2 separate regions of the Homo sapiens genome follow, and region 1 is linked to region 2. Evidence: chromatin loops called from intact Hi-C (ENCODE). Cell type or tissue: ascending aorta. All regions are shown on one strand. Each heading gives the region's core, and the rest is flanking DNA. Links, peaks and the distances in the headings are about the cores only. Region 1 holds the start of LOC105376214 (a long non-coding RNA gene). Region 2 overlaps LOC124902242 (a long non-coding RNA gene).

Region 1 (2,924 bases), core at 142-2,641, 710 kb before region 2:
CTTCAGCCTGTGGAAATGCTTTGATTCAGCAGCAAGTTCGGGCTTTCAAACATTGCAATGGGCCTTTGTTGGCAACTGCTCTGCCTGCATGCACAGAGGACTCATTCTTCCATGAAGGGCCAGAGGGCCTGCTGATGGGCCAAACCAGTTCACACTGATGTTGCTTGTGGGAGGGAGAAGAAAGCAGGCAGGATTGGTATGGCCCATAATGGGGCCATTTATTCCTTTCCTTCCCAGTATCCTCTTCCCTCAGTGCGTGCCACCTTCAGCGTGCCTCTTGTTCGATGGTCTTTGAGCTGCAATTCTTAAAGACTAAAATATCTCTGACACTCCTTTAAAATAAATTCCTGAATATACAACAGAGGCTGTTACAAGGTACCATCTCCAGTGTCCCTGGAGGGAAATGCTTTGCTGAGAAAGTAATGTCATCACACGCTCCTCCGTACACCCACCTTTGCCTTTGATCTTACAGTGTTTACCTGTAGCTCATTGGTACCAAGGCAAACTGAGTATCGAGCATTCGACTTTGAACTAGGTCTGGTTCTCCAAGAGGAGTTCTTTGATGTCAGTTCCATTATGCATTGTTTATTACCCTTTCAAACATACCCACATGTATTTCTAAGACCAAGGCTCTTCTTTACCCATTCAAAAGGAGAGCGGGGGTTTGTTGCCATATTGGCTATCCTTTGATATTTTTTAAATGAGAGAAATAATATCTCTGGAGTCCATTTTGTCCACTTACAAATTATTTTAACAATATATGTGAAGGGCAATTTTACATTCTCTCTATCCCATTACTATCTTCCAAAACACAATTATATGTCAATTGCATGACTCAGAACCTCTTCTGCCCAAGTAATAAATCATAAGTGTAATGGGTAAAAAGAATTTGTCATTGTTCAGTGTGTATACAGAGTTATGTGGCATATAACCTCAGATTTCTTTCAGATCATATATAAATACATAATAAAATAATAATGCTCATTAGTCAACACCAAATATAAGTTCCAGATGTCTGAACATCAAAGTATTTATAGGCCTATAGGAATAGCCTTGAGACAGGAACAGTTCTTCAAAAATGGTACTGGAAGAAAGCAGGCTACAAAAACCTCCCAAATTCCCTGAAACAAAAGCTATTCTTGTTTATACATAAATTATGAATGACTTTTTAAGGGCTGACTCATTGGCCAGTGCATGTGCCTACAAATCCGGTTTCTCAAGAGGATGGGAGCTGACTGGACTAACAGGAATTCTACAACAAATCATATTTTCCCTGCTTGTCTCTAAAGCAAGTCATTTTGTCCGGAGGTTCAGCCACCTCTCTTGTCAAGGCACAGCAGGGGCTGTTGCTTGCCTGGGAACCCTGCCAAAGCTGTAACAGCACTCAATTCACCTAGCAGGGGCCACCTGCTTCAGGGGCATTGTGGACCAGTCCTCTGGACACTAGTTTTTGGAAGAAGGGACTTGACAGCCCCGGTGAGTGGTGAGATTGAGTGGCACCAGGTGGACTGCTTGCCTGAGGCCGCTCACCCCATGCAACTGCAATTCCCAAGCCTTTTCCCTGGATGTCAGCCTCTATCCACAGCGAGGTAGGTGTGGGAGAACCACCCTGGAGGCTCCTAATCCCAACTGTGCCATGTATTCACTGCCTGGCTTTAAACAAATTAGCTTACGTTTCTCTTAAATTTTCTCATCCATAAAATGTAGTGCCATACAGAATAACTTTTCAGGTCCTGTCCAGCTTTGATAAGTTTTCCTTTACACAAAAGGACATAAATGTACATATTACTTAGTTCATCCATGTGCTGTAGGAGACCTTGATCACCAATATTGCTAATAAGTGGCTTAGTCATGACTCAAAATAAAATTCATGGCAAATACAGATCTTCCAAGACTAGAAGCGTTTCTCTTTTGCAAGGAGGAGCAGGGGCAGGACACAACAGTTCTTTCTGAGGGTTTAATATGAAAAGTTAGAGCCCAGACAAGTTGTTTGCAACATGAAAAAAAAATCCTATTATCCTTCTCTGTCTCATATCTTCCTCCTACAGGCAGGAGGGAAAAAGTGAAAGCACTTTTTAAACATAGTGATTCAAACCTTCCAGTGACTGATAGTGTATGAATGTCAAGAATTTTGAACATGAGTTATCCGTCCCAATTTTTCTATCCCAAATGCTTTTTGTTGGTTTTTCTAACCAGGGGAGAATGCTCCTCGGAAGGAAGTATTTCATTTTTGAAGTGTTAAATGGGGAAGTTTGTATTTGAATCTGAGCTCCATTGGAGCTCTTTGGAAAGCTGTTTTAAGTGGAGATAACCACACCTCTTTCCCTCCTTTTTCTCGGAGGGAATATGCTTTTATTGGCACACTTGTCTACGTGCAGAATCCTGAATTTCTTCTGATAAAAGTTTGATGAATACAAGGTGGTAATAGTGCTCAGTTATCACTTTTCATTAATCAATAAAGACTGCAAACTTCTACAGTCAACATGGAATAAAGTCAACACGAAATGGAGATTACTTAAACCTTGAAGCTCCAACGTTGCACAATTAACAATAAATCCATTATTACTTGATGCATTTGCTGAAACAAAAAACACATGTGACTGGAAATTCAAAAACTGAACAGGCATTGGCAAATGTTTTCCAAATATAATACACTATCCTGACAGCTAATGCATCAACAGTGTTTACTTCAGCAAATGTTTCTAATTTGCAGGGGGAAAAAACAAGTGTCTTATAATAATCTTTAACATTTGAATACGTGTATGTTGCTTTACAGTTTACAAAGCACTTTCAATGTATACATCCCCTCAACTGATCCTTAAAATCACCCTGGGAGGTAGACAGGACACGTATTTTATTATCTTCCAACAATTTTTAGTTCCCCCAACTTGTCATGGTGTTCTTTGTCTCTGTGGTTTCACACG
Region 2 (2,924 bases), core at 135-2,634:
ATATACATATATATACAGTGTGTGTGTACGTGTGTATATATCTATTTATATGAACCATCTTCGCTGTATTTAGATATAAAGATATATAAATATATTTAGGAGCTGGAAATACATAGATATATAGATATCTTGAGAAATAACCATTCTATGTATAAAATTTAAAGTGATAAATGTAAATATTATACTTACTTTATGTACAAATAATGTCAAGCTTAGATGTTTCATATATTCAGAATATGCATATTCTAGAAATATCTATGTTAAATATATACGCTAAGTATATATCTTTAAAATATATGTAATATATCTAGTTAAATATATCCATGTGTATTCCAAAACCCCAAAAGGAAGGACAATGTGCAGGAGAGCAATGGGTGCTCACAACCCTGACCTAGCTCCAATCTGATTCCCTGGTTGCTGGGAAAAAGCCAAAAATCACTGTTGGTATTTTTTAGGAGCTGTGCTTCCAGTGGCCTCTGGTCCAGTCTGTTCAACTCAAGATGGTATGAGCAGCGGGCTCCGTCAGCAGGCCTGAGCTGGACACACGTGACACCAGTCACCATGCAGAACAAGGAGTTCCTGCCCTTGAAACCCACAGGTCATCAACATCTTTGCATCTGGCCTCTTCTACGACTGGGTATTTTCCAATCATCCACTGCCTGCAACTTCTCTCCCGGAAGTCACAGTTGCCAACTGAAAACTTCCAAAGGGGTGAAGAGAAACCCCTCTCTGAACCTAAATAAAAACAGAGATCACCTTTGCCAGAGAAAGGGCGCCTGCTCAGAAGCTCTGATTTCAAATTATGAAGAGCACAGAGCCACAGTCCAGGCTTAGGAGTGACGCTGGTAAATGGTGGTGGTGGTTTCACTTTGTGTTTTTCCTCCCCAGTAAATTCTACTATCCTGTTTTATTTTCCTTCCTCCTCCAACCCTTTGGTGCTGTTAGGAAATAGTTTTGGGAAACACTTGTTCAAAACACAACAGCAGAAAACGGGTAAGCTGCCAGTAAGTTTTTCAAAAGAACTATTTGGCAGCCCTGAAACAGATTACAACGCTGGTACAAACCTTGACTGACTGCAGGGTTACAGATGTCAGAATCGTGTGTCTTCAGAAATATGCACAACAACAACTGGATTCCCTGTCATAATGCCTGGCCCTACCAACATTGCAAAATGCTGGCCGGCAGAGAGGACAGAAACCATTCGGTCACAGCCTTTTTCCTGAGTAATAGTGGGGTCCTGCAAGCTACAACTCAGTTGTCAATAGGACTGGAAATTCCTTGACTAAACTCATATAAACTGGACCTTTCCATGCATGTCTCTGTCAAAAATGACTTTCTTTTAAGAGAGATCAGTCAGCAGAAGGGAATGGGAATCTGTGCCAAGGCCGCAAAGGGATGAATACACACTGCCAGAAATCTGCCAGTGCTCCTGGCACAAGGCAAGAATTAACCCTTGACAGGGTGCAGGAAGTGAGATAATCCACTGCCAAGGTCCAGAACTCTGATGTGGGAGGGAGACCGCATTAGTTCAAACCTCGGCTCTGAAACTTACTTGTTATGGGGACAACTGAACCTCTCCATGTATCAGTTGCCCCTCCTGTAAAATTGGCATGATAATAATTGTCACTGTATCATAAAGACAGTCTGAGAATTAAATGGGTAAACATGAGAAGGACTTGGTACAATCCCTGATATATAGTAAGTTCTCACTAGATAGTAGTTATTATTTGTGTTGCTTTTTTGTTGCTGTTAGTTTCAGCTCACTACAATTAAGAAGCTACAAAATATGCTTTGCCTGAATTGGCACTAGCAAAAATTTAAGTACAAGAAGTACAAATTCACGTACAAGAAGTGTGTACGTGAATCCTTCTCCTAAGTACCACAGGGATATTTATTCACGATGGTGACTCCACCCAAAATCGCCCTATGCTCATTTCAACTACTTAACTAATTCATTGATTGATTGATTGATTCCTAATCATTTAACATTAGCATGGAGGGATAGCTACTTGAGGAAGATGCAGTTCCTGCTCTGACAGGATTCTTAGTCTACTTGAAGAGATAAACATGGACAGAATGATGACACAAGACACAGTCACTCACATTCTAAATAGGAGGACCCTCAGAAGCCAGAAGAAACACAGGTCCACTGGGTGGCTACTTGTCAATTCTGGCTCTCGAAAGGCACCTTTTCCGACACTTCCTCCCACCCTCAGCCTGGTGTGCACCTGCTTTCCTCAAGCACCCACAGCCTGCAGCTGCACTCCTCAGCCACTGTGTCTCCTCCTCTGGATTGGATACTCCCTGAAGGCATGGCTGCTCCCAGTCTTGTCTACTATTGTGTTCCCAGTGCTAGCTTACAATCCTCATTCAGAGAATGAATATATGAATGATGAGACAGAGAACGAAGAAGGGAATAAGGTAGAGTAGACTGAAGATGATAATTCTGGATTATCCGCAAGAGACCTGTTAGGAGGCAGTAATGCTGGCCTTGGACAACATGATCTGCATAGTCAAAAGACCTCAAGCAGAGAAACAACTGTCTACCTTTAGGCACACAATCAGTCTGTCTTCACCATGAAGACATGTGTCAGTGCTGAGATCTGAGAATCCCCAGGGTGAGCTAGCACTCGGCCAGAGAGCTGCTGAGCTGGAGGTGAACCTGTACCATGTTAGAGTGACAAGTATTGATGTAATAACAGTGCCAATTGCCCATGGAAATGGGCCATCAGGAAACTGGCATAAGCATGACCCATACAAAGTAGCCTCTTAGCTTCATTTTTAGAATCTACCTCCCAGCCTTTCAGCCAGTGGATACCCAAAACAGAACAGGAAAGGAAAGCAATGTTGATAATTAGAGTTCCATGATATTGCCTGTACTATTTCCTTTACATACAGCGTTGGAAGGTAACTAGTATTATTTC

What was found. Hi-C counts contacts between places; a loop is a spot of excess contacts. Peaks named below come from ENCODE experiments on the same cell type or tissue, not always from the same donor. Only the 100,000 strongest peaks of a DNase experiment are listed, where the experiment ranks them.
Region 1: a loop joins it to region 2, with 2.0 times the contacts of the local background. A loop is called at or near these places in 2 of 110 quality-filtered maps.

The regions. Positions count from the first base shown.
Region 1 is chr9:108,443,118-108,446,041 of GRCh38, reverse strand. LOC105376214 (a long non-coding RNA gene) reads left to right here and starts at 1,265. Exons shown (of 6, transcript XR_007061722.1): 1 at 1,265-1,589. In ascending aorta, for the core only: no CTCF peak of the experiment used is centred there; a DNase peak (open chromatin) is centred at 1,291; H3K4me3 peaks cover 834 bases; H3K27ac peaks cover 1,667 bases.
Region 2 is chr9:107,731,346-107,734,269 of GRCh38, reverse strand. It overlaps LOC124902242 (a long non-coding RNA gene), which reads left to right. Exons shown (of 2, transcript XR_007061719.1): 2 at 456-907. Among named protein-coding and RNA genes, the nearest start is that of KLF4, 240 kb to the right of the region's middle. In ascending aorta, for the core only: no CTCF peak of the experiment used is centred there; DNase peaks (open chromatin) are centred at 559, 836, 1,159 and 1,399; H3K4me3 peaks cover 1,254 bases; H3K27ac peaks cover 1,618 bases.